Linked DNA regions of Homo sapiens: region 1 is linked to region 2. Evidence: read pairs that join two places in POLR2A ChIA-PET (ENCODE). Cell type or tissue: CD4-positive, alpha-beta T cell. All regions are shown on one strand. Links, peaks and the distances in the headings refer to the core of each region. The heading gives the core; the rest is flanking DNA.

Evidence for each region. Peaks named below come from ENCODE experiments on the same cell type or tissue, not always from the same donor. Only the 100,000 strongest peaks of a DNase experiment are listed, where the experiment ranks them.
Region 1: POLR2A ChIA-PET joins it to region 2 with 7 read pairs; 3 of 35 experiments call an interaction of 5 or more read pairs at or near these places.

Annotation. Positions count from the first base shown.
Region 1 is chrX:124,239,603-124,244,981 of GRCh38, forward strand. No RefSeq gene overlaps it. Among named protein-coding and RNA genes, the nearest start is that of TEX13D, 90 kb to the right of the region's middle. In CD4-positive, alpha-beta T cell, for the core only: no CTCF peak of the experiment used is centred there; a DNase peak (open chromatin) is centred at 589; H3K4me3 peaks cover 496 bases; H3K27ac peaks cover 216 bases.
Region 2 is chrX:124,343,313-124,348,691 of GRCh38, forward strand. SH2D1A (SH2 domain containing 1A) reads left to right here and starts at 3,251. Exons shown (of 4, transcript NM_002351.5): 1 at 3,251-3,467. The coding sequence starts at 3,331. In CD4-positive, alpha-beta T cell, for the core only: no CTCF peak of the experiment used is centred there; DNase peaks (open chromatin) are centred at 3,219 and 4,149; H3K4me3 peaks cover 2,386 bases; H3K27ac peaks cover 2,868 bases.

The DNA.
Region 1 (5,379 bases), core at 320-5,319, 100 kb before region 2:
GATTACATCTGTCCTACTAGATAATCCAGATAATCATCCCACCTCAAGATCTTTAGCTCAATCTCATCTGCAAAGTCCTTTTTGCCATGTAAGGTAACACGTTGATAGGTTTCAGGGATTAGGATGTGAACCTCTTTGGAGAGAGTTATCATTTGACCTACCACAGGGAGCAATGGGAAATACTGGACTATGGTATTAAACATGCTAATACAATCATACTCTACTAGGGTTATGCTAGTGTCAAACCTGATCAGATTTGGGGAGTTCCTGACATTTCTCAGATACCTCTTTAGAGGCTGGAGTTGGCTTCTACACTACCGACAAGATCTAATGTTCTCTACTGGTGGGGCAGTGGCAGAAGCTCCTGAAGGGAGAAGGAGCAAGGGCTTGTGCACTGAAGAAGGGGATTTTCCCCAAAGCTTCTTCTCAGAAACATACCCTTCTCAAAAAGACCAAAGTCATGCAGAAGAATTCCGTGGCAGTGGGTTAAAGTTACCTGTTTAATCGAAAGTAGAGATAACCTATCACTTTCATTTCAAATGGAAACCTGGGCTCCAGAATGTCTTAAATGACAGTGTTACCAACCTGGGAAACCCCCCGTTGACTGGTGAGCAAGAAAGTAAGGCTGAAAGCAGGCGATCTTTTTATGCCACCTAATGTATTTATGACAGGTGCTCTGCTGTGTTTGGAGAAATGGACACCCGAAGTTTTCGGCTTTCCTGCAGAGAATATGTGATCCCTTCTTTCTTTCTCTAAGGATATTTAACTGTATTTCATGATATGACAATAATAACTCTTGACTTTGATATAGTTTCTGCTAGGTCTGGGGTCCTCAGAACTGACTACATCACCAGAAATAAAACTGAAGACTAGATAGGGGTTATTGAGATCCCATTAAATACTGCCTTGGATAAGAACAGTAATTTCAGCTTAAGTGCTTGATTATGCTGAAGATTCTATTGCAGAGTATGAGTAACTTAGACTGAGAAATAATTCCTCATGTGGTTTTGGATCTGCTTGGGAAAATACATACCAGAGGTTTCCAGGCATCTCTTTCTTACCAAATCTCAATAGCATTTTCTTCACTCCCATGTTTTTCTCATCCCCACTGACACTGACTACCCTAACTTTTTATATTTTTTTAATATTTTGGCTTCAGTGGTCCAGCCTTATACTAGTTTTCCTTCTATTCTTTTGACCACATCTCTGCTTTATTTCCTGGCTCTTCTTTTTTCTTCTTTGTTATAACTGGATTCTCCTAAAGACATTCTCATGGACACTCTCCTCTTTATCTTTATATACTCTTTCGTCAATCCATCCATTAAACATTTAAAAAGTATTTAAATATTTATGTTTGGAGACCTGTATTGTGCTCTGGGGATAGATAAACGTATTAGACACAATCCTTGCCTTCTGGGAGCTCAAAAACTGGGGAAGGAGACAGAAAATCAATGAAAATAGTATAGTGTAATATTTAGTATGAAATATATAGGACATGTTTTATGGAACTCCATGGTAGGGGCATCTATATATTTCCAGTTGGGTTGCTTTCATCTAGAAATAACAGAAAATTCAAAATGATTTAAGCAATGAGGATAAATATTTCTGATAACAAGAAATGTAAAGCCACAGAGGTTCCAGAGTTTGTCAATTCAGTAGCTTAAGGACATCATTAAGAACCCAAGTGTTTTCCATCTTTTCATCTTTCTCATCTGCTATCTTAAGCAAATTCCTTTCAGGATTGCAAGAAAGCTGCAGTGGTTGCAGGCATCACATGTAGAAATGATAATGTTCACCAAAGAAAAAGGTGTTACTTGCAGTGAATTTGATTTTATGAAAAACCTATTTTTTTTTTTTTGAGACAGGGTCTCACTCTGTAGTCCAGGCTGGAGTGCAGTGACATGATCATGGCTCACTGCAGCCGCGACTTCCCAGGCTCAGGTCATTCTCCCACCTCAGCCTCCCAGGTGGCTGGGACTACAGGTGCATGCCACCATCCCGGCTAATTTTTTAAAAAAAATTTTTGTAGAGATGGGGTTTTGCTCTGTTGCCCAGGCTGGTCTCGAACTCCTGGGCTCAAGCAATACCGCCTGCCTCAGGCCTCCCAAAGTGTTGGGATTACAGATGTGAGCCATCGCGCCCCACTGAAAAACCTCTTTTTGAAGCCTCCACTCAACTTCTTTCAAGGACCCATTAACTAGGATTACCAATTACTGGCAAAGAGAATAAAGATGCCTTGATTGATTGGTTTAGATCAGGGGATCTCAGCTTTGGCTGCACGTGAGAGACACCTGGAGGGCTTTTAAAAAGCTCATGCCCAAGCATATCCTAGAGCAATTAAATCAGAATCTCTGACTGTGGACCCAGGGATCCACATTTTAAAAACTCCCCATCTGATTCCCCTGTGCAGCCAAGGTTGAGAACTATTGGTTTAGACCAATCCCTCTGATTTGTGTCTCTGGAGAGGGAAGAGCTCCCAGTCTCCCTTTAAGAACCGGAGTGACTGCTATAGGAGAAAATTGAGATTCTATACGCAAGGAAGAAATGAGGAATAGCTTTTTGGTGGGCAAATCACAATGTCTGCCACAGTGACTAATCAACATTCATGATTTCAGTTAGCATTTCTGTGAGGAGACTGATGCTTCTAGCTTTGACCTCGTCTGAGTTTCAACTGTTTCCTGGCATTTCTACTTGGATTTTTTCATCCACACCTCGATGTCAACTTGTTCCAAACCAAGTGTTCCAGCCTGCTGCCTCTCCTGATGACATTATTTTCATAACATGCTACTAGCATTCTCAGGATATTTCAGGCTCAAATTCTTGGAATCTTTTCTTCTCTGTCTCCTTTACGACTATTTAAAAAGTCGCCTCACCCTGTTTTCATTTTGTTTTCTGGAGATGTTTTTATTCCACTGTACTATATCCTCTTCCAGACTGGTTCAGACTGCCCTTGCAGCATTGTATACTTGCATTCTGTAACAGCTTCCTAGCTGGCTTCCTGATTCTAGCCTTAAACCTTTTCAGTTGATTCCGCATATCACTTGAACGAGTTTAGACATATTGTAGACATCACTGTAGACATAGTGCTAAGATACTGCTTTCATTATGTCACTCTGCACAATGCCTTTTGATGGTTTCCAAATCCTACCTGTTTTCAGGGTCCTCCAAATTTCAGGGTTTTCCCATCTATTAAGGCCTGGTTCCAGCCCTAGTTCCTGTAGGAGGCATTTTCCATTTACTCCAGACCTCTTGGATCCACACAGATCTTGGTTCAACTCCTGACTGTTACGTAACTACCTGTGTTTCCTTGGCAAGTTGCATATGCTTTCTGAGTTTTAGTTTCCTCATCAGTAAAGTGGGAATAATACTAGGTGTTTTTTTTTTTTTGAGACAGAGTCTTGCTCTGTCGCCCAGGCTGGAGTGCAGTGGCATGATCTCAGCTCACTGCAAACTTCACCGTCTGGGTTCAAGCGATTCTCGTGGTTCAGCCTCCTGAGTAGCTGGGACTGCAGGTATGCACCACCATGCCCAGCTAATTTTTGTATTGTTTGTGGGGATGGAGTTTTGTTATGTTGGCCAGGCTGGTCTCAAACTCCTGACCTCAAATGATTCCCCCTGGCCTTGGCCTCCCAGAGTGCTGGGATTACAGGCGTGAGCCAATGCCCCAGGCCACTAGTTTTCATCTCATAGGGTTATTATCAGGATTAAATGAGTTCCTTTTCTCCCTGCCTTTTTTCTGACATCTTATGTTGCCTACTTTTTAGTACATAATGTAGCCTTTTATTATCTAATGCCCTGTACCCTGGGCTCATTGTTTTTTGCATGTAAATATCTTTTCACTACAACTTGACAGACAAGCTCTTTTAAGGAAAGGCGCTGTACTTGCCACTTTTCTTGTGTGCCCTCCTGAATTCTGTTGTATGCTAAGCCCATATAGAAGGTATTCCACAATGTTTGTCCACTTTTTAAGTATTAAGTAGCACAAACAAAAAGTACTATAGGAGCTGGGAGAACAAATCTGTCTGCAGCTTAAGGAGATGGAACTTCTGTTCAGAGTTACTTTTTGCTGTCTGCCTTTCAGTCAGCAGCCTCCCTGCTTGGTTCCTGGCACTGAGTTTCAGGTGATCTCATTTGGATAGAAGAATCTCCATCCCAGTTTTCATTGCTTTCACTCTTGGAGCAAGGTAGAGATCTGACTTCTATGGCACTAAGCTTGCATTCAGTGGCCTGTTCATCATATCAGCAAAGGCTAATGTCTTTGTCTTCTGGTAGGGTAGGGTGATTTTCTCATTGGAAGCTCCATTTGGGTGTTGCTTTCTAAGTGTTACCAAAGTTGTTGCAAGGTGTTAATGCAAATGAGGATAAACAAAAGTGTGACTCTTTCTTGGAGAAAAAGGTATCATATATTTTGCTCTGTGGCTTCACATGGTTTTGGGTGTTTTTGTTGTTATTGTTTTGTTTACTTGTTTGATTCTCAAATTGTGATATTCCTCTTCCCTGTAACCCGTTTGAATTGGAATCTACATCACTGGGAGTTGGGAAAAAAAAGCCTTGGGCAGAGAATTAGAAGACCTGAGTTTGTTTGTAGCTTTAGCCAAGTTAGTCCTTCTTATTGTGCCTCAGTTTCCTCATTTGCAAAATAGGAATAATGCCTGCCCTGCCTATTTCACATTGATGTGGAGAGAAAAGATGACCAGCTGCATAAGCATGCTTAGGAAAGTGAAAAGCCTTTACAAATGTGAGGATGTATATATGTATGTATGTATGTATGCATGTATGTATTTATTTATTTGAGATGGAGTCTCGCTCTGTCGCCCAGGCTGGAGTGCAGTGGCGTGATCTCAGCTCACTGCAACCTCCGCCTCCCCAGTTCAAGCGATTCTCCTGCCTTAGCCAACTGGGTAGCTGGGATTACAGGCATGTGCCACCACGCCTGGCTAATTTTCATATTTTTAGTAGAGTTGGGGTCTCACCATGTTGGTCAGGCTGGTTTCAAACTCCTGACCTCGTGATCCCACCTCAGCCTTCCAAAGTGCTGGGATTACAGGCATGAGCCACCGTGCCCGGTCGGATGTATTCTTTTAAACGGCATTTAAACACAATCTGGCTTCAAGGGAACATTCTTTAACCACTGGGAGTTGATAGATTTTGCTTTTGTTATTAAGGATAACACTTATATTATTGTCTAAAGGTATTTGATGGTTTTCCAACCCTTCTTCCAGTGTTTATACTTATGTATGTGTGGGGGTGGTGGCAGGCTTCCAAAAACTGTATTCCATATGATTTTACCTTATCATAGGGTCATATATATGTGGTTTATATGAAAATTCTTATTTGCATTATAAGTAATCTCCCTTCCACGGTTCTTGTGGGTTTTAA
Region 2 (5,379 bases), core at 161-5,160:
CTCTATAAAACTGACCACCCTTGGCATCATTCTTTTAATCTACCTGGGTTTGAGAATAGCCTAGGGCATTTGAAATGAAGACAATTAGCACCTCAGACAGGGCTTCCACATGCAAAATTCTGTCACCTCTCAGAGACCTCAGGAGTTGACAAGTTTGGTTAAGAAGATACTTTCAACCTTGGCTGGCAGTTTTTCTAAAATTTCAATGCTTTTATAATCTGATTTAAATGGCATCTATATTCTAAAAGGTTGTAACTGTGAAGCTCTCTTCCTCCATTCTATGATTTTCCCCCTTAAGTTATTGTAAAATGTCAAGAATGAAAATATTTCCTTTATTGAGGGAGATTGAGGAAACAGGTCTTTGTTCTTGTGCACAAATAAGTTCAATTCATTTCCCCTCTGTTTCTCTCTAAAACACATTTGGCTTTTGTTTAGAGAATAGAATGTTAAACCTAGACGTGACCTTAGGGGTCATCTGGTTCAATTCCATTTGACAGATGGAGAAAATGAGACTCAGAGAGAAGTGATTTAGTGGCAAAACATGGCATATATTTCAACTCTCCTACTTACTGGACTACTGCTCCTTCCAATTCATCTTGTCATTTCAAAGACGACCATAGGCATGTAGAACCAATATTGTGTGTGTGTGTGTGTGTGTGTGCGTGAGTGTAAAAGAGAATTTCAGTATTTTTTCTTTTATTGAGAGCATTAAGTTCATTCATTCATTCATTCACACAACAAATATATATAGCACCTACTACTTGCCAGACACAGGATACAGTGGTGAGCAAAGTACACAAAATCCCTCCATCATGGACCTTACATTCTAGTGGGGGACACAGACGATAAACCATTAATTAAATAATTCTGCTCCTAAGTGGTTTATACTTGTACTTGGGGTCCATTCTTCCTAACTCTTTCTCTGTTGGTGCCTCTACTATCTCCATTGCTCTCCTCTTTCATTTTCTCCCATTTCCTCTCGTGTGTATGGGGAGAGAAGGAAGAGAGTCATTTCAATTCCTCTTTTCTCTACGCTTCAAGCTCAGTGTGAAGTTTTGAATTTGCTAAAGTCAGGTTTAGTACTGGTGTAGGATTAGAGTGAAGATGTCAGTATTTTTCATCAACACTGCACTAGTGGGCTGGCTCGGCTGGCTCAGCTGTCAGCTTGCTTGTAAGATGACAATGAGGTACTGGATGTGAAAGTTGTACTATTACCTTATAATTTATCTGTTTTTTAGTGCAATTTTAGTTGTGCTGAACCCCGTCATACCTGGCTGCTTTGACAGGTGTGCTATTTTAGCAACATGGAACAAAACAGAGAAAGAAAAAAAGAGTGCATGGTACGCTTGTGCTGTCAGATCCAGGTTGCTCTGTTCCTAAGTTTATGGATGATTTGTTCAGAGTTGTTAAGAGACAAAAAAAGGTTAGGTTTTGTTTTCACTTATGTGACACTGAATGTTCTCACAGTTCACCTCACAGGTCAGCTGTTGCTCATATGGACTGATATAAAGGGATCCCTTTCCCTGTCTCCTTTCTATTTGAAATTCCACCATTTTGATTAATTCCTCTGGGCTAACCATTTGCCTGCTCAATATATGGAGAGCCCAAGGTGGACAACCTTTCAAATCCTTAATGTTGGAGTATGCATTCATATATCAGATTAATTTCTTCCTTGATCCAAAGCATGAAAAGGGGTAAGAGGTGGAGTTGGTCAAAAACATGTGAGGAAGGAAGATGATAAAATAATATTGGTCCCATTCCCCAGAGCCATCCCCAAATGTCACCTTGAATGCTTTAAAAAAAAATTCTTAATGCTGAAAATGACTAGTAGGAGACTTATGTTTATACTTTGCATACTAAGGCTGGACACTCTTCAATCAAGAAGAAAAGTTGCTACCAGCTACCACTGAAATCTTAGAGGATTGTTCTTAATCCTAGTAGATGAAGAGCAAATATCTGCCTTTGGTGCAAGTCAGCTCTGTACATCCAATCCATTGGTAAGACATGTGAGGAATTAAGTGTCGTTCTCGCTATTGAGTTCCCAGCCTTGCCATATTCTCAAAGAACTACACACTGAAGTTGCAGAAAGCATATAATAGACGACATAGCTTCAGTTATTTAAATTCAAATTTTAAAAGTACTTTACATAATCTAAAGGTACATGTACAAGACCATTCAGCTTCAGCAATAAATAAAGTCTTACTCTAGTGAAAATGCAGGAAGCTTTGCGGAAATATTACCTAGCACATTTTGAAATAGAAGCAATGTTTTATTTCAGAGAAGAAAATGAAGGTTGAAAGGTTTTAAAATATTAAAGACAGTTTAGCCTCAATCGAAGAAATAACATTTTCTAGAAACAACAGAGAATAAAAGTTACAACAAAATTATCAACAACTTGCAAATGATTCAAAACAGATTTTATGGACAAAATGCTGAAAGGTGGGCCCTGTACACCAAAGGGCACATACAAATCCACATAAAGGCAAAGCACCAGTTAAATGATTCACAGTCTCATCTAAAGCCCATCAAATAGATACATCTGGAACATCTTTGGATGTACATTGTGACTTTTGTATCTCAACTAGCACTTTGGGACCTTGGACAAGGTGTTAGGAAAGAAATCAATATTTGCTCAGGATCAAGACTTCTCAAGATGACTGCGTGAGGTAGAAGGAAGAGGGAGAAGAAGAACTTGCCCAGAGTTCACTGTTCATCTACTATGTCTGATTCTGTAGGAGTCTTCATGGCCATGTTCAGTAATGATTGCATACTGACAGTACTGATAAAACTATCAGTGTTTTGTTCTCAGAGCTCTTGGTCCTTTCATTTTGTCAGTGTGTTTTTGCCCTACGTAGTGGGTCCACATACCAACAGAGACATGTACAACTTGCCTCTATCATCAACTCCTTATGGGCTAGTTGAGCTAAGTTATTCCTGGTGGCCTCTGAGTAAACCGCAAGAACAGAAGCATTACTAAGCATCCCCGTCTGAGTGCAAGGGTGTGTGTTGGCAGTACAGCCCCAATCTTGCAAAATCCTTCTTCCAATGTTCCTCCCCTCTCTGTATGAACCCTGTGTTGGGGGGCAGAAGATGGAAGCCCTTGGCAAGCTCGATCGAACCAAGCTACTAAATTGCTGAGCTCGTTTTAACTGAAGTGTGAGAAGGAGGTTTAAGGCAAGTAGACAACATCCTGTTGTTGGGGTGCTTCTCTCTTTTTTGCACATCTGGCTGAACTGGGAGTCAGGTGGTTGACTTGTGCCTGGCTGCAGTAGCAGCGGCATCTCCCTTGCACAGTTCTCCTCCTCGGCCTGCCCAAGAGTCCACCAGGCCATGGACGCAGTGGCTGTGTATCATGGCAAAATCAGCAGGGAAACCGGCGAGAAGCTCCTGCTTGCCACTGGGCTGGATGGCAGCTATTTGCTGAGGGACAGCGAGAGCGTGCCAGGCGTGTACTGCCTATGTGTGCTGTGAGTATGATACGGTGGACATGGGCCTGCTGAGGGTGTGGGCGGTGGGCAACAGCAGCTGGGGCCAGGGTGGAGGCCGAGGCAGGCAGGGGCGCCGGCGTTAGCAGCTCGCCGACGCCTCCTCCGTGGCCCACCCTCAAGTCCAGCCCAGGGCCGTGGTGGAACACACTTTCGCCTCAATCCCTCGCTGGGGATTTCATTCCCTGGGCCTCCTGCTCTCCAGAAGGCCCTCACCAGAGCCTTTTGGGGCAGCTGCAGAGAATGCCATTTCGGGTGGTGAAATGTGGTCCACAGTTTACCTTCGCTCCGGGAAAGACCCAGGCTCCCCACTTCCATTTTGACCCCTATCGGGTGGCGCCCTGCGAGCCTTACTCTAGCTCTCTTTAAACGACTTTTGAAGTGTCATCCCAAAGGAAGAGCATGACATTCAGAGAGAGGAGGCACATTAAGAAACAGAGTCAATTACTTTAAGAATGCAATGCCAGTTAGGTCGAGATGCTGAGAGAGGAGGGGGATGTGTGTCAGTAAAATCACCTCTCTGGATCTGCTGATGTAGCATCCTTTAGAAAAGTAGTGGGGGGTGGGGAGGGGCAGGGGATTTCAGAAATAGGACCCTTCTTGATAAACGTTAGGACTCACAATAGTCTTAAAGGGAATGGAGGGAAAACACCCTTGTTATGATTCAGCTTTGCCATTTGCCTAGGCATGTCTCATTCTAAGGCTTCATTTTGAATCAAATTCATCTGCGTCTTTGCTCCAGGGCTCCGGAGTCAGGCAGATCTGAGACTTTGTCCTGTGCTCGTCAGATGTTAGGTTTGTGACTTGGGCAAATTAACCTCTCAGTTCCCCAGTTTTCTTATCCATTGAATAGGTATCATATTACTGCCTACCTCATAGGATTGTAAGATTAAGTGCCATAATGCAGTAAAAAAATTAGCACTGGGGCCTGACACCTAGTAAATGTTCAATAAATGTAAGCTATTGGTATTATTATTATACCAAAGATATATTATTATTTTATCTTCTCTTTTCAGTTGATTTCTTTTAGGAATCATGGGGGCATTTCTAAGGAAGGACCTAGCTCAGGCATTATTGTCAGCAGGATAAAAAAAAAAATCCATGAAAACAGCAGCCCTGCATTGTAGGTTCTAGACAGAAACCAAATGAGGTTAAATGCTTGGTAGTAAGTTCAGCATCTGATAATACCCCACAAGAGTTTGAAATACCTTATGGGTCAGTGAAGAAAGATTATCCTGATGCTGGTGCTAGAAGATTTTTCACTGTATATTGTTTTTTAAAAACGGTCAAGCCTTGTTTGTGGCAGCTCTCAGGTCATGCTAAATACATTTTTCACAAAGGCTTCAAGGGAAATACGTGGAAGCTATTGAATGTCTTGGGCTTGAATCTTTATGTTTTGCTTATATAATTATTGTTCCCGTGTGGAACCTAGGGAAGGGCAATGAAAACCAGCTAGGATTCTTAGGCTCTTTTCTCATTGAAAGAAGGTGGAGTGAGTGGGTGGGTGAAAGGCGCTGCTTTAGGGAAGCTGACAAAGGAGATAACATGCTCCTTAACCCAAAGGTGAAAAAGAATGTACAAAACAAGTCTGGGCAGGGGAGGGACAACAGGGTATAGTGAGAGGCAAGATATACCTAAGGCTTCAGCCTCACGGGGCTCCTGGCCGTTTCTCAAGCTCCTCAAAAATGCCCCCACTTAGGATTTCTGCGCTTATTGTTCCTTCTGCCCAAAATACCTTCAGTTCACATGTTTGTTCAACTGTCTCCTCCCTCAGAGAGGACTTGCTTGACCACCTATCTAGAACAAGTGCCCTCTCCCTGTCCCTGATACACTCACTCCATCTCTTTATTTTTCTTCAAAGAGCTTTAAACTATCTGATAATTTGCTTGTTTAC